Linked DNA regions of Homo sapiens: region 1 is linked to region 2. Evidence: read pairs that join two places in POLR2A ChIA-PET (ENCODE). Cell type or tissue: Panc1. All regions are shown on one strand. Each heading gives the region's core, and the rest is flanking DNA. Links, peaks and the distances in the headings are about the cores only. Region 1 holds the start of MAPK8IP3-AS1 (MAPK8IP3 antisense RNA 1). Region 2 overlaps MEIOB (meiosis specific with OB-fold).

Evidence for each region. Peaks named below come from ENCODE experiments on the same cell type or tissue, not always from the same donor. Only the 100,000 strongest peaks of a DNase experiment are listed, where the experiment ranks them.
Region 1: POLR2A ChIA-PET joins it to region 2 with 16 read pairs; 3 of 35 experiments call an interaction of 5 or more read pairs at or near these places.

Annotation. Positions count from the first base shown.
Region 1 is chr16:1,711,873-1,720,617 of GRCh38, reverse strand. The region is part of intron 1 of MAPK8IP3 (mitogen-activated protein kinase 8 interacting protein 3); the gene reads right to left. MAPK8IP3-AS1 (MAPK8IP3 antisense RNA 1) reads left to right here and starts at 6,427. Exons shown (of 2, transcript NR_184234.1): 1 at 6,427-6,616; 2 at 6,831-7,089. RefSeq lists enhancers at 373-492, 1,733-1,902, 6,631-6,680. In Panc1, for the core only: no CTCF peak of the experiment used is centred there; no DNase peak of the experiment used is centred there; H3K27ac peaks cover 4,819 bases.
Region 2 is chr16:1,842,697-1,851,441 of GRCh38, reverse strand. MEIOB (meiosis specific with OB-fold) reads left to right here. Exons shown (of 14, transcript NM_001163560.3): 10 at 6,479-6,580. Among named protein-coding and RNA genes, the nearest start is that of FAHD1, 20 kb to the right of the region's middle. In Panc1, for the core only: no CTCF peak of the experiment used is centred there; no DNase peak of the experiment used is centred there; H3K27me3 peaks cover 178 bases.

The DNA.
Region 1 (8,745 bases), core at 260-8,259, 130 kb after region 2:
TCGGTCTATAGGGTCGGTTAAAATTGTGTGACGTGCTTCTGGATTTGTATGTGTGTGTGTAGAGCAGATGTACGATCATCTTGTACACAGTGTTTTGTAACCTGATTTATTCACTGATTTATACTGAAATGCCTTTCAACACCAACAGGCGTACTCGACCACTTCCATTTTTGGCAGGTGTGTGTTCTGCTGGGAGTGTGTGTGTAGAGCACAGTTTGCTCAATCCATTATCTCTTTATGGACTTTCAGGTTGCTTTAAAATGTTTGCTACTATAAAAAGCTGGCCGGGCACGGTGGCTCATGCCTGTAATCCCAGCACTTTGGGAGGCCAAGGCGGGTGGATCACCTGAGGTCAGGAGTTCAAGACCAGCCTGGCCAACACGGTGAAACCCCATCTCTACTAAAAACACAAAAAATCAGCTGGGCGTGGTGGCGTGCGCCTGTAATCCCAGCTACTCAGGAGGCTGAGGCAGGAGAATTGCTTGAACCCAGGTTGCAGTGAGCCAAGATTGCGCCATTGCACTCCAGCCTGGGCAACAAGAGCGAGATTCCATCTCAAAAGAAAAACAAACAAACAAAAGCTGTGTGCACACACGTCTTTGTATATTCACCTGCTGGCTTCCTGCTCTCTGAGGCTGCGGTCATGCACTGCTAAGTGACTCTTCAGAGGGTGTCCCAACTTACACTTCCCCCTAAAAAGTGGGACAGTGCCCTTTTGTAGAACTCTCAACATTTCTTTCTTTTATACTTTTTGGTTTGTTTTTGAGGCTTTTTTTCTTTTACTTTTATTTTTCAATTTTTTGGGGACAGGGTCTCCCTCTGTCACCCACTGCAGCCTTGACCTCGCGGGCTCAAGCGATCCTCCCATCTCAGTCTCCTGAGTAGCTGGGCCCACAGGCACGTGCCACCACATTGGGCTAATTTTTGTGGTTTTTTTTTTTTTTTTTTTGTAGAGATGGGGTCTCCCTATGTTACCCAGGCTGATCTCAAACTCCTGGGCTCAAGCGATCCCCCCTCAGCCTCCCAGAGTATTGGGATTACAGGCATGAGCCACTGTGCCTGGCTACATTTTAGTCTGTTTCTGAGCCAGCACCACAGGTTTTTAAACTGGTGTTGTGGTGTTATGGTACTTTCTAGTATCTAATATCTGCTCTCCCTCTTACATCTTCCTTTTCAACATTTTCCTGGTTATTCCTAATTTCTCCTTCTAGATTGATTTGAGAATCATTTTGAATCACCGACATACATATTTATTTTTTGGTTATGCATTTCACCTGTCTGAAAGCACCAGGTCTCTGTCCCTTAGGAAGGGGCCATTTTTTTTTTTTCTTTTTAAAGATTGGGTCTCAGGCTGGGCACAGTGGCTCACAGCTGTAATCCCAGCACTTTGGGTTGCTGAGGCAGGAGTGTCACTTGAGGCCAAGAGTTCGAGCCCAGCCTGGGCAATATAACAAGACCTTACCTCTACAAAAAATAATTAGCTGGGCACAGTGTTGCATGCCCATAGTCCCAGCTACTTGGGAGGCTGAGGCAGGAAGATTGCTTGAGACGGGGTCTTGCTCTGTTATCCAGACTGGAGTACAGCAGCATGACCAAGGCTCACTACAGCCTTGACCTACCTACTGGGCTCAAGCAATCCTCCTGCCACAGCCTCCTGAACCACAGGCACTACAGGCGTGAGCCACCTCGCCCAGCCCCTAATGTTGAGTCGTTTTCAGTGAGAAGATGCTAGGGCTAGACTTGGGGTGAGAGAAAACTCATCTTGAGGAAGTGAAGAGTCCTCTGATGGGGCTTCTGGGGGTGGATGCTGGAACATTCTTTTTTTTTTTTTTGAGATGGTTCTGTTGCCCAGGCTGGTGTGCAGTGGTGCGATCTTGGCTCACTGCAACCTCCATCTCCCAGGTTCAAGCGATTCTCCTGCCTCGGCCTCTGACTAGCTGGGATTACAGGTGCCCACCACCATGCCCGGCTAATTTTTGTATTCTTAGTAGAGACAGGGTTTCACCATGTTGGCCAGGCTGCTCTTGAACTCCTGACCTCAAGGAATCTGCCTGCCTTGGGTTCCCAAAGTGCTGGTATTACAGGCGAGAGCCACCGTACCCGGCCTAGAAAATATTTTTATTTAAAGATCATTAGCCGGGCGCGGTGACTCATGCCTGTAATCCCAGCACTTTAGGAGGCCGAGGTGGGGGGATCACCTGAGGTCAGGAGTTCCAGAGCAGCCTGGCCAACTTGGTGAAACCCCGTCTCTACTAAAAATACAAAATTAGCCAGGCATGGTGATGCATGCCTGTAATCCCAGCTACTCAGGAGGCTGAGGCAGGAGAATCTCTTGAACACGGGAGGCAGAGGTTGCAGTGAGCCGAGGCCATGACATTGCACTCCAGCCCGAGTGACAAGAGTGAAACTCTGCTTCAAAAAAAAAAAAATCATTTACTTCTGATTTAAGAGAACCAAGAATTTTCAGCCGGGCTTGGTGGCTCACACCTGTAATCCCAGCACTTTGGGAGTCCGAGGCGGGCGAACCTTGAGGTCAGGAGATCGAGACCATCCTGGCTAACAAGGTGAAACCCCATCTCTACTAAAAATACAAAAAAGATTAGCCGGGTGTGGTGGCGGGCGCCTGTAGTCCCAGCTACTCAGGAGGCTGAGGCAGGAGAATGGCAGGAACCTGGGAGGCGGAGCTTGCAGTGAGCTGAGATCGTGCCACTGCACTCCAGCCTGGGCGATAGAGCGAGACTCCATCTCAAAAAAAAAAAGAGAACCAAGAATTTTCAGTGGTGGGGACTTGGGGAATAGAGATGAATTTAAGTCTATAAAGCACGATTACAAAATATAAACGGAGCTGAGAAAAATAAAGTTTTAACTATCAGCATTTTTTTTGAATGGGCCTGCATAGTACTAGATTATAAAAAAATAAAAGAACTACCCAGAATACAGCACGGTAGTATCTTGGTCCCAGAGACCTACTGAAGGTGTGACAATAGCAAAGTGAAAGGTTTCTGTACACGTGCTCGTGATCCATGCTGCAGGGCAGCGTGTATTTGACACGACCACCTATCTAACCGAGTCTAGTGAAATGCTGTGTGGCATCTGGACATGAGAGGCCACCTATGGGTCACCTTTGAGCATCCCAAGGAGCAATGACTTGAGATTACAAAATGAAGGAAAACATGGGTGTCGTTCCTCAGTCGAGACACGAAACAACTCTCACATCTAGGTACCAATATGCCACAGGATTCCCTTTTTAGACATGTTTTTAAGATGTACTTCCCCATCCCTCCCACGACCAAAGGGCTCTGCTTGAAAATTAAATTCAACTTATGTTTTCAGAATTTGCTTTTTGGTGAATTTCTTTCTTTCTTTTTTTTTTTTTTTTTTTGAGATGGAGTTTTACTCCGTCACCCAGGCTGGAATGCAGTGGCACGATCTTGGCTCACTGCAACCTCCGCCTCCTGGGTTCAAGTGATTCTCTTGCCTCAGCCTCCCAGTCTCCTGAGTAGCTAGGATTATAGGCACCCACCACCACACCTGGCTAATTTTTATTTTATTTTTTTTTGAGACGGCATCTCGCTCTGTTGCCCAGGCTGGAGTGCAGTAGCACAATCTCAGCTTACTGCAACCTCTGCCTCCCAGGTTCAACTGTTTCTCCTGCCTCAGCATCCTGAGTAGATGGGATCACAGGCGCCCACCACCACACGCGGCTAATTTTTTTTATTTTTAGTAAAGATGGGACTTCACTGTGTTAGCCAGGATGGTCTCGATCTCCTTGACCTCGTGATCCGCCTGCCTCAGCCTCCCAAAGTGTTGGGATTACAGGCGTGAACCACTGCGCCTGGTCATACCTGGCTAATTTTTGTATTTTTGGTAGATACGGGGTTTCGCCATGTTGGCCAGGCTGGTCTCAAACTCCTAACCTCAGGTCATCCACCCACCTCAGCCTCCCAAAGTGCTGGGATTAGAGCCGTGAGCCACCATGCCCAGCATTTTCGGTGAATTTCAAGATACATATTGAAATAACCTGGCTGGGCACAGTGGCTTACTCCTGTAATCCCAGCATTTTGGGAGGCCGAGGTGGGAGGATCACGAGGTCAGGAGTTTGAGACCAGCCTGACCAACGTGTGAAACCCCATCTCTACTAAAAATACCAAAATTAGCCAGGCGTGGTGGTGCGTACCTGTAATCCCAGCTACTCAGGAGGCTGAGGCAGGAGAATCTCTTGAACTCAGGAGGCAGAGGTTGCAGTGAGCCGAGATCGCGCCACTGCATGACAGAGGGAGACTCTGTCTCAAAAAAAAAAAAAAAAAGAAATGACCTGAGAGCATAGGGTCTTCGAAAATCTAGTAATCCAAGCCAGTTTTTTCAGTATTCCATAGAATGATATCATCCTTCCTTTTATATGTAAACAAAGTTAACGCAGTGACTGACTTTTAATGTCCAATATAAAATCAAGATGACAGTATTCTGGACTCAGAATGTCAGAGCAATGGCCAGGAAAGTTCTTTCACAGGGCGATCAACAGGCTTTTGGTAACTTTCACAACCCATGGACACTTTCCTGCTGAGTAAAGTAATACATTAAATCCAAACCTCGGCCGGTGCAGTGGCTCCCGCCTGAAATCCCAGCACTTTGGGAGGCTGAGGTGGGCAGATCACGTGAGGTCAGGAGTTCAAGACCAGCCTAGCGAACATGGTGAAACCCCATCTCTACTAAAAATACAAAAAATCAGCTGGGTGTGGTGGTGGGCGCCTGTGATCCCAGGTACTCAGGAGGCTGAGGCAGAATCGCTTGAACCCGGGAGGCAGAGCTTGCAGTGAGTAGAGATCACGCCATTGCACTCCAGCCTAGGCGACAGAGTGAGACTCCATCTCAAAAAAAAAAAAAATCCAAACCTCTCCTCTCATACGTTTGTTAGGCCAGGCTCACCAGCGAGAAACAATTCAGCTCTGGCTGGTTGGTTAGAAACGAATCTTGACACGAATCAAAGATCTCGTTCTTGTGCAATACCGATCAATTTATTTCCTTCCCTGGGAATGAGGGTGTAGTATGAATTTCCAAAGGAAAAACGCTCATTTTTGGTCTTTTATCTTAAGCAGGCAGACAGGTGCCGGGCACGTGCCTGGCAGATGCCCTTCATGGCTAGTTCCCAGGTACGGGCAGGGACCTCGCATGGCTGTGGTTACCCTGGGCTGGCAGGGGGCAGTCAGAGCTCTTTCCATTTCCCACAATTGCCTGGCCACCTAGGTCTAAAATGCAGAGAGAGGACGTGCAGGGGGTGGCTCTGGAGTTACAAAGCTGCCCCTGAAGCCTGCTGGACGGGACACGGGTCGAGGGAAGGACATTTCTCCATTCAGGTATTACGTGTGGGGCTGAGAGAGCTGGCCACTAGCTCGGGACTCCAAAAACCAGGTTGAAAAGCAAGGCTTCCTCACGTTCTGTGAAAGGGATGGCTGGGTTCAGTGTCCACGTAAAACAAATCCCAACTGGTTGAATACGAACTGATTTCAAGAATGGGTAAGACAGATGGGAAATAGATATATATATATTTCCCATCTGTCTTACTAGTACATATACATTTGTATTGGGAAATATATATATAAATTTATATGGTTGGTACCAGCGGAAGAAAAATGAAGATAAAACCAAAACCTCAAGTTAAGTGTCCCATCCTATGAAACATCTCCCTGGGAAAAATTATTCTCAAGTAAACTTTTATTCTCTGGTGCATTCTTAGGAGTTTACATTGGCTTCTGAAACTTCCTAATCAGCCCCAACCTCCGACTCCCTCTGGTTCCACTGAACGAGAGGCCTGCTAACCGTGCCTCAGTTCACTCTTCTCAGTAGCCAAAGGGTCCCTGCTCTCAAAACATGAATGCTCTAACCCGAGGCAGGGACATAGAGACACACGTGTGCAAGGGCCCACTGGGACTGTGCGTATATCTGGGAATTCATTTCCTGGGGAGAAGGAAAGGTGATGGGCAGGCTGGCTGAGGAAAGGTTAGGGAACAGGAGCCCCAAACTCCCCAGAGGCCTGGGGAGGAAGGGGCCCCCCGAAACTTTAACAAAAGGCAAGTTTTGAATCTGGTTGTTGATAACAAGAATTGAAATGTCCTAGACCCTGTGTGAGAAACGCACCACACGGAGGAGAGGTCTTGAGGAAAGGCCCTGTCGCGTTTCACGTGGCACGCCCTGGATCTCTTGCCGTAACAGTGGCTCAAAAGAAAATGCACCAGAGTAATGATGCTGTGGGCTCTAAGGGTCTCCGCAAAGACGCACCCCCCTCATAAGCGGATTCTAGTCTCTGGGTTTCACTGCCAGCCTGCCCCAGAGCAGTGCTTGGCCCAACACCCTGCCAACGGGGTGAGCGGGCTTACAAACCGCTCATGCGTGAAGGTTACGTAAAAACAAGCCGCCCAGCTCCCCTGCAGGCAGGCGGATGGACAAACGGCACTGCTGGGACCCTGCTTGGCCATGGGGGAAGGACACACACAGCCTGGGTGAGTCCCCGAATCACTGTACCGAGTGGAAGATGTCAGAGGAAACCACGTACGCACTGCAGGAGGCCATTATGCAAAGCTCTAGAAGATGCAAATTAACCTACAGTGACTGAAGGCAGGTCAGTGGTTACCTGGGGACAGGTGGGGCAAGGAGGGGTCGGAGGGGGATTACATAGGACACAGGGAACTCTGGGGTCCGGGCGTCTACGCTGCTTGGACTGCAGGGATGGCTTCTGGTGTTTATACGTATTTCAAAACTCATCAAATTGTACTCTTTAAGTATGTACAGTTCAGTGTATGTCAATGATACTGCAATAAAATTGTTACCCACAGAAAGAAAACAAAAAGCAGCCCAAGGCGAAAAAGTCGATCCTGTGCCCTGAGCACAGGCAGTCCTGAGGTGCGAGCGGTTTCCCACCAGGCTCTTCTTGGCCTTTCGAGAACTTCAGCCCCTCTCTGCTGTTTCCTGTTGCTGGCATCCACTTTCCCATCTCACAATATTTTCTCCTGTCTGGTCTCCTGTATCTGAAACCCACTGCTACGGGATCTCCCCTCTTTCTGGAAAATGTTCATTAAACAGGAAACAAACCCACCCTTTAAGCATCTTCCTTTCTTGCATGAAGCTGAGTAACTCACCATCTGCCCTTGCTTCCAGGCAGCTCAGCTAGACTGCCCACAGCCACACTGTCCAGTATGGAAGCCCTGGCCACATGTTTACATTAATTAAAATAAAACACAGCCGGGCATGGTGGCACGAGCCTGTAGTCCCAGCTATTCGGGAGGCTGAGATGGGAGGATTGCTTCGGTCCAGAAGTTTGAGACCAGCCTGGGCAACGTGGCGAGACCTCATCTCCGAAACAAGTAAATACAACTAAAAATCCAGTTCCTCAGTTCCATGAGTCATGCCTAAAATGCTCAACGGCCCTATGTGGCCAGCAGCTACTGAAGTGGACAGCACCAAATACAACATTTCCATCATCCCAGAACGTTCTGTCAGAAAGGCTGCTCCAAAGAGACAGTCCTTGACCTTCCGGAACTGCACAGTTTGGTGAGATGTGTGCAGAGACAGAGGAAAGCCGGCTTCCCTTTATCCACACACACAGATGGCCAGCATCTCCGGGTGTGCCGAGAAAAGGAAACAACAGGCTCAGGCTGAATGAACCAAAGGGTGCCGGCCCCTTGTTGGCAGGGAGCAGCTTAACTTGCGGAAGCCGGGAGAGAGGCCTGGTGGGGGCCCAGCTCCCCAGGCAGGGGCGGCAGAGTGGGTGATGGGGGCTTCTCTGCAGGTGCACTGCGGAGGCAGACACCAGCGAATCCGGCAGAGACGGGAACTAGCCAGATAAACCCCGAGGGAGGGGTGGGGGCAGGTGGTCTAGGAGGCAGGAACTGCAGGTCTGCAGAATGGGGGGCAGCCAGAAGACCAGAGGCAGATGAGGCTGGTGAGAGGTGGGCCCAGTGGGGGGCCACCTGGGGAAGACAGCCTCACTCTGTCCACCCAGTGTCCTGGCCCACCTTGTCACTCAGATCCCCTCATGTTATCACCACCTGAGATGTCCAGTCTGCCCCAGGAGAGCAATCAGCTAATCCCCCTGCCTGGAATTCACCCTAGCACTCAGAGACCAGATATGCTTTGTGAGGGTTCTCTGGGCTGGCAAAGTGGCGGCGGTGGGAGTGGCCGGGAGACCCTGGGATGGTGGTGACTGGAAGCAGAAGGCAGCAAAGGAGATGAAAAGTGGGGACATTAAAGAACTCCTGAGGCTGGCCGGGCGCGATGGCTCATGCCTGTAATCCCAGCACTTTGGGAGGCCGAGATGGGTGGATCACGAGGTCAGCAGATCGAGACCATCCTGGCTAACACGGTGAAACCCCATCTCTACTAAAAATACAAAAAATTAGCCGGGCGTGTTGGCGGGCACCTGTAGTCTCAGCTACTCGGGAGGCTGAGGCAGAAGAATGGCATAAACCTGGGAGGTGGAGCTTGCAGTGAGCCGAGATTGCGCCACTGTACTCCAGCATGGGTGACAGAGCGAGACTCCATCTCAAAAAAGAAAAAAAAAAAAAAAAAAAAAGAACTCCTGAGGCCAAAAGAACACCAGGACCTAGTGGCGGCTAGATACTTGGGGTGACAAGGGGAGCTCGGGACCTCAGTTTTCTTTTTTTTTCTTTTTTTTTTTTTTTGAGACGGAGTCTCCCTCAATTGCCCAGGCTGGAGTGCAGTAGCGTTGCAATCTCGGCTCACTGCAAGCTC
Region 2 (8,745 bases), core at 365-8,364:
ATATGTCCGTGAATTATGAAATATTTAAGGAGAACAGGTGGAACAGAGTCAGGAGGACCTAGAGAGCCACAAGGTGGTCGGGCACGCTGCATGGGAGAGTGACGTTTGAGCAAAGACTTGATGAGGAGGCTAAAGGGATAACCAAGGGAAAGCCCTGTGCCTATGTGTGGGAGGAACACCCAGGGGCTGGTGTGGCTGGAGCCCAGGAGTTCAAGGCCAGCAGGAGCTGTTCTGAGAAGAGATGGGGCACCCAGGAAGAAGGCCTCGGAGGCTGTTAGAGTGCACTGGCTTCTGCTCTGGATGGGGTAGCAGGCTGGGGTTTGGAGCAGAGCGGTGACAGCATCTGACTCGGCTCTGAGAGGTTTGCTCTGACTGCTCTGTTGGAAATTGATGGTGACACACGATAGTCTATTATCAACACTTAGGACAACAGTGCAACACTCTTCAGTTTTTTCTTTCCTGGAGGGAGGTACTATGTATGGTTTATTTATTTTAATTTAATTTTATTTATTTTATTTTTTTTGAGACAGTCTCACTCTGTTGCCCAGGCTGGAGTGCAGTGGCGTGATCTCGGCTCACTGCAAGCTCCGCCTCCCGGGTTCACGCCATTCTCCTGCCTCAGCCTCCCGAGTAGCTGGGACTACAGGCGCCCGCCACCATGCCTGGCTAATTTTTTGTATTTTTTATTAGAGATGGGGTTTCACTGTGTTAACCAGGATGGTCTCAATCTCCTGACCGTGTGATCTGCCTGCCTCAGCCTCCCAAAGTGCTGGGATTACAGGTGTGAGCCACTGCACCTGGCCTATGTATGGTTTATTATTAGAAATAACTTATTAATAAAAATAGTTTATTATTCTTTTTTTTTTTTAAATGGAGTCTTGCTCTGTCCCCAGGCTGGAGTGCAGTGGCACAATCTCGGCTCACTGCAGCCTCCGCCTCCTGGGTTCAAGCGATTCTCCTGTTCCAGCCTCCTGGGTTGGTTGCCCAGGTGCCCGCTACCATGCCCAGCTAATTTTTATGCTTTTAGTAGAGACGGGGTTTCACCATATTGGCCAGGCTGGTCTTGAACTTCTGGGCTCCAGTGATCCGCCCGCCTCGGCCTCCCAAAGTGCTGGGATTACAGGCATGAGCCACCACGCCCGGCCTGTTATTTTTACATTTAGTAATACCAGTGATAGTAAAATCTTCATCCTCTAAGGGCAAATTTGAGCTGGAAAAGTTTCTAAAAGACAGATTTGTCTGATGGAAAAGATGATCAAGCTTGACTGTACAATGGTATAAAAAACTCAAGATCTCATTAATGAGACAGATATTATAGGATGTTGTGCATTTGGCTCTGATGACAGATTCAAAGAAAAAAATGTCAAAGTATTTTGAGCAATAACCAACATCATTAGAAAAAATGCCATCTTTCTCAAGGAGACACATTTTTAAAATTTATTATTTATTGCTTAACTTTTTAATTGACAAAAAATTGAATACATTTTATACACTATGTTGTTTTGAAATATGTATACATTACAGAATGGCTAAATCAAGCTAATTAACATATGTGCTACTTCACATACTTATCATTTTTTTTGTGGTGAGAACACGTAAAATCTGTTCTCAGTACTTTTCAAGAATGTCATACGTTGTTACTGATCATAGCTACTACGTTGTACAGCAGATCTAGATTTCTTGGATTTATTCTGTCAAGGAAACAGATTTAAAGGAGAATACTCGCGAGAATGCACGAATTTGTGTGCTTGTTTATATCAGCTTTACTTTTTTTTTTAGTTTTACTTTAAGTTCTGGCATACATGTGCCGAACATGCAGGTTTGTTACATAGGTATACATGTCCCATGATGGTTTGCTACATCTATCAACCTGTCATCTAGGTGTTTTTTTTTTTTGAGACGGAGTCTCACTCTGTCACCCAGGCTGGAGTGCAGTGGCGCGATCTTGGCTCACTGCAAGCTTCGCCTCCCGGGTTCACAGCATTCTCCTGCCTCAGCCTCCCGAGTAGCTGGGACGACAGGTGCCCGCCACCACACCCAGCTAATTTTTTTGTATTTTTTAGTAGAGACGGGGTTTCACCATGTTAGCCAGGATGGTCTTGATCTCGTGATCTGCCTGCCTTGGCCTCCCAAAGTGCTGGGATTACAAGTGTGAGCCACCGCGCCCAGCCTTTTTTGTATTTTTAGTAGACATGGGGTTTCACCATGTTGGCCAGGATGGTCTTGATTTCTTGACCTCGTGATCCACCCACCTTGGCCTCCCAAAGTGTTGGGATTACAGGTGTGAGCCACTGTGCCCAGCCTAATTTTTGTACTTTTCGTAGAGACGGGGTTTTGCAGTGTTTCTCAGGCTGGTCTCAAACTGCTGGGCTCAAGTGATCCACTGGTCTTGGCCTCCCAAAGTGCTGGGATTACAGGCCTGAGCCACCATGCCCCACCTGAGCATCTTATATACCTTTTGCCTATCTGATGGGAGCTTATGACCCTCTCCCCTGAGAAGTGCTATTCCCATGTGTAGAATTTGCATAAACTGTCATATTCCTGGACCCGAAATCCATGAAGCCTAGGCTGAGGCTCTTCTTTTAAAAGGATTTTGCCGGCCAGGCGCAGTGGCTCATGCCTGTAATCCCAACACTTTGGGAGGCCGAGGTGGGCGGATCACTTGAGGTTAGGAGTTCAAGACCAGCCCGGTCAACATGGTGAAATATCATCTCTACTAAAAATACAAAAATTAGCCGGGCGTGGTGGTATGGTGCCTATAGTCCCAGCTACTAGGGAGGCTAAGGCAGGAGGATCGCTTCAGCCGGGGAGGTGGATGTTGTAGTGAGTCGAGATCATGCCACTGCATCCCAGCCTGGGCAACAGAGTGAGACTCTGTCTCCAAAAAAAAAAAAAAAGGAAAAAAAAAAAAAGGAGAAGGGATAAGATGATAGGATTCTCCTTATTGCTATTGCTGGCTTATGCCAGACATGCGGGAGGGACCAGGAGGAAAAGAGGGAAGTTTTAGATCACTCCCTGAAGGCATGTTCTGTAACATAGTTCTAGGAGATGAGTTACCTAGTTATCATAGATGATGCTTAATTCACCTGAAGAGATGAAGAGAGTAACAATGGAATTTAGCATGAAATAATGTATTCTGCAAGCCACATTACATTGTGTGGAAGAGGAATTTTGCTATTGCTTTTGTGGAGGATATTTAATGTGTTTAATATCAGTAGCAGTCACTGATAGAAAAAGATACTACTGGATCAAAATTTATCATCTTTTTGCCTACAAGAAGGGACAAGCCATAAGTGAGACTCCATCTCTACAAAAAATTAAAAAAAAATAGCTGGGCATGGTGGCGCGTGCCTGTGATCTCAGCTACTCAGGAGGCTGAGATAGGAGGACCGCTTGAACCCTGGAGGTAGAGACTGCAGTGAGCTGTGTTCATGCCACTGCACTGCAGCCTCGGTGACAGAGCAAGACCCTGTCTCAAAAAATAATAATAATAATAAAATAAAGCCATGATTGTTACTTTGGAAACATTTTTTAAAATGTTGGCATTATCATTTGTAGATAATGCCATTTCAGGAAACTTGAGAGAGCACACAGGCATTCAGCGAGCTGTGAGGTAAACTTGATAGAGTGTATTTCAGTCCCTGCCCTGCCACACAACCCTAAAACGGGGACAGGAATGATAGTGTCTACAGCCGTTTTTAGGCTACTCAAGGGCAGCCCGATTTATATGGGAACTTTGTTTTCTGATCAGTAGGTCATATTAAAGTAATCACAAAGTAGTTCCTTCTTTCTCTCTCTTTCTTTCTCTGTTTTTTCTTTCTCCCCTCCCCTCCCCTCCCCTCTTCTCTTTTCTTCTTTTTTTTGGGGGGTCTCAAACTCCTGACCTCAAGAAATCCTCCTGCCTCAGCCTCCTGAAGGATTACAGGTGTGAGCCACCTTGCTTGGCCCTAAAATAGGCTTTTTTTGTTTGTTTGTTTTTTGAGATGGAGTCTTGCTGTGTCACCTAGGCTGGAGTGCAGTGGCATGTGCTCAGCTCACTGCAACCTCCGCCTCCAGGGTTCAAGCAATTCTCCTGTCTCAGCCCCCCAAGTAGCTGGGATTACAGGCGCGCACCACCACACATGGCTAATTTTTACATTTTTAGTAGAGACGGGGTTTCACAATGTTGGCCAGCCTGGTCTTGAACTCCTGACCTCAGGTGATCCACCTGCCTCAGCCTCCCACAGTTCTGGGATTACAGGCGTGAGCCACAGCGCCCGGCCCAAAAATAGCTTTTTCTCTTTTTTTGAAATGGAGTCTTGCTATGTCGCCCAGGCTGGAGTGCAGTGGCGTGATCTCGGCTTACTGCAGTCTCTGCCTCCTGGGTTCAAGTTATTCCCCTGCCTGAGCCTCCTGAGTAGCTGGGACTACAGGTGTGTGCCACCATGCCTGGCTAATTTTTTGTATTTTAGTAGAGACGGGGTTTCACCATGTTGGCCAGGATGGTCTTGATCTCCTGACCTCGTGATCCGCCCGCCTCACCCTCCCAAAGTGCTGGGATTATAGGCGTGAACCACCACGCCCAGCCCATCATCTAGGTTTTAAGCCCCACATGCATTAGCTATTTGTCCTGATGCTCTCCCTCCCCTCACCCCCCATTCCCCAACAGGCCCCAGTGTGTGTTGTTCCCCTCCCTGTGTCCATGTTATCTCATTGTTCAGCTCCCACTTATGAGTGAGAACATATGGTATTTGGCTTTCTGTTCCTGTGTTAGTTTGCTGAGAATGGCGGCTTTCAGCTTTATCCATGTCTCTGCAAAGGACATGATCTCATTCCTTTTTATGGTTGCATTGTATTCCATGGTATACATGTACCACATTTTCTTTATCCAGTCTACCACTGATGGTCATTTGGGCTGGTTCCATGTCTTTGCTATTGTAAATAGTTATATCAGTTTTACTTTTAATTTCCTGGGCTACACCTGCCTTATAGAAATTAAGAAGCTCTAAATGGCTTGTGTTCATCCTAGCCAGGTGTCCAGATTCCCTTGTTTCTTTCTCTGCCCTGAGAGTGCTTATCAGATAGGGAGGGCACAATTCCTGCCTTTCTCTGACAGTCAGGATAACGCTATTGTCAGTGAGGACCTGCAGTGCTGGTACCCACCCATCCCTGCCAGCCCCCATCACAGGAAGCTCATTGGCTGGATTTCTGTGGCCTCACTCCAGCAGATGTTCCCATCTGAAGCACAGCAATTCATGATGCATATCTCTCCAAGTTAATAGAGTTCTGCATTCATTCATTCGCCCATGACCTTATCAGTATTTTTGAATGCCTTTTACTTGCCAAGAATTGAGATAATATACATTTCTGGAACAAGGAAGGAGATGAGTGGCTGGTCAGATGGATGTGAGGATAGTCATCACGTGGGACACTGCGTGCTGGCAAGGATTTGACAACCTAGTTCTGAGAAAGAACAGGTAGGAGACTTGTATTCTGGGAGCAAGGAGGAAGAAATGCCCAGATCTTCCCAGGGGAGTTAGGAAGTACAGACATTGTCAGGACAATTTGTAAAATATTCAGGGGGGCCTGGGGTACTTAATCATATGCCGGAGGCTGGGGTCCTGGGGTCCAAGGGCATCATGGGGGAGCTCTTTCCAAACTCGCGTTCCTGCCTTCTGGCACAGCACCCCTGACCCTTGAGCACACTCATGTGCCAATGTGGGGAGCTAGGCTTTTTATAGAGCCTATTTTATATATTTCAATTGCCTTTTGAAAACCTTTTTTTTATGATAAGTAAAGAAATACGTATAAAATTCAGAAAAAATATATAGAAACATAAACAAGGAAAACAAAGATCACCTACAATCCCACTGTCTAGAGAGAATCATTTTTTCGTATATATTCTTCCAGATAATTTTGCATTTATATATGTATTTTTTTTTTTAGACAGAGTCTTGCTCTGTTGCCCAGGCTGGAGTGCAGTGGCGCTATCTCAGTTTACTGCAAGCTCCACCTCCCAGGTTCATGCCAGTCTCCTGCCTCAGCCTCCCAACTAGCTGGGACTACAGGCGCCCACCACCACGCCTGGTTAATTTTTTTGTATTTTTAGTAGAGGTGGGGTGTCACCATGTTAGCCAGGATGGTCTCCATCTCCTGACCTTGTGATTCACCTGCTTCAGCCTCCCAAAGTGCTGGGATTACAGGCGTGAGCCACTGCGCCCGGTCCCTTATATATGTAGATTTTTTAATTAAAAGGGTATTGAACCACATAGGTTAGTAAGCTGCTCTTTTCACTAACATCTGTTTTAGATGTAATGTGGTGTACATCTCTCTATGTTTACAGAATTCTACATCACATTGTTAATGGCCACGTAATATTCTATTTGATTGTATTCTTACATGTCTTCACTTTTTACTATTAAAATGATTTTGGATGATTTAAATGTGATTTAAATGATAATCAGTTTGCTTTTTACTTATTATGCATTTTCAATTTAAGATATACCAGAAGCTAACATTCTGCTGAATTTTATACGAGAAAATAAAGAAACGAATGTTCTGGATGATGAAATTGACAGTTATTTCAAAGAATCCATAAATTGTAAGTGACCGTTTAAATATATTTGGATTTTTTTAAAGGCCGAAATTGGGCCTGTAAAGGTTTGTTTGACATGGTAAAAGATACCAGATTCCTATTCTGTAACTACTATATTTCTACTTTCTAAAGGTAGCTTAAAATAGTGGGCATCTTTTTCTTTTTCTTTTGAGCCCAGGAGTTCATGAGACCAGCCTGGCCAACATGGCAAAACGCCGTCTCTACTAAAAACACAAAAATTAGCCAGGTATCATGGGATGTGCCTGTAATCCCAGCTGCTCAGGAGGCTGAGGCAGGAGAATCCCTTGAACCTGGGAGGTGGAGGTTGCAGTGAGCTGAGATCCAGCCTGGGTGACAGAGCGAGGCTACACTCCAGCCTGGGTGTCAGAACAAGACTGTATCTCAAAAAATAAAAAAATAAAAGAAACACAATACAGAATGCTTGGCCAGGTGTGGTAGCTCACGCCTGTAATCCCAGCACTTTGGGAAACCAAGGTGGAGGGATCACTTGAGGTCAGGAGTTTGAGACCAGCCTGGCCAACATGGTGAAATCCCGTCTCTACTAAAAATACAAAAAATGAGCCAGGCATGGTAGGGGGCACCTGTAATCCCAGATACTCAGGAGGCTGAGGCAGGAGAATTGCTTGAACCCAGGAGGCGGAGGTTGCAGTGAGCCAAGATCACACCACTGTACTCCAGTCTGGGCAACAGAGCGAGACCCCGTCTCAAAAAAAAAAAAAAAAAAGAAACATAATACAGAATGCAACAAAGAGCCCCAAATAGTTATTTGGTTAACATCTTTTAATCTATCTTTTTGTGCATATATACTAATAGAAGGATAAAGACATAAAAATATTATAGATAAATAGATACACATCACCATCTTTTTATTGAAGAAAATTAAATTTCATGCACTAGACATCAACAAAAGAAAAGAAACCAATGAAGTGCTGAAGGAACCGGATAAGTTCTCATAAAAGTTTTCTAACCCAAGTAATATTAGTTCCTGGAAGATTCTTCTAAGATAAAGAAAAATAAAAATGAATAATAGGTTATTGTCTTTAGTTTTGTAAAGTTTATTTTTGTTGTTGCTTCACATCCTCACTAATGTTGTGTTATTACTCTTTTAAATGTTAGGTGTTTAGTGGAATTCTCTTTTTTTTTTTTTTTGAGATGGAGTCTGGCTCTGTCACCCAGGCTGGGATGCAAAGCCGCGATCTCGGTTGAGTGCAACCTCCACCTCCTGGGTTCAAGCGATTCTCCTTCCTTAGCCTCCCAAGTAGCTGGGATTACGGGCACACACTGCTACACCCAGCTAATTTTTTATTTTTAGTAGAGACAGGGTTTTGCTATGTTGGCCAGGCTGGTCTCAAACCCCTGACCTCAAGCGATCGACCAGTCTCAACCTCTCAAAGTGTTAGAATTACAGGCATGAGCCACCACATCCGGCCTACTCTTGTTTAATTTGTATTTTCCTGATGATTATTGAGGCCCAGTACGTGTATTGGCCATTTTGATAACTTTTGTTTTGTGATGTACTTTATTTATTTATTATTTTTTTTTATTTTATTTTTTGAGATGGAGTCTCGCTCTGTCGCCCGGGTTGGAGTGCAGTGGCGCGATCTCGGCTCACTGCAAGCTCCGCCTCCCGGGTTCACGCCATTCTCCTGCCTCAGCCTCTGGAGTAGGTGGGACGACAGGCGCCCACCCCACGCCCGGCTAATTCTTTGTATTTTTAGTAGAGACAGGGTTTCACCATGTTAGCCAGGATGGTCGCGATCTCCTGACCTCGTGATCCACCTGCCTCGGCTTCCCAAAGTGCTAGGATTACAGGCGTGAGCCACTGCGCCTGGCTGTGTGATGTACTTTTAAATTCTCTTCCCCATTTAAAAAATTGAGTCAGTGTCGCCGGGCGCGGTGGCTCACGCCTGTAATCCCAGCACTTTGGGAGGCCGAGGCGGGCGGATCACGAGGTCAGGAGATGGAAACCATCCTGGCTAACACGGTGAAAACCCGTCTCTACTAAAAATACAAAAAAAAATTAGCCGTGGTGGCGGGCGCCCGTAGTGCCAGCTACTCGGGAGGCTGAGGCAGGAGAATGGCATGAACCTGGGAGGCGGAGCTTGCAGTGAGCCGAGATCGCGCCACTGCACTACCGCCTGGGCGACAGA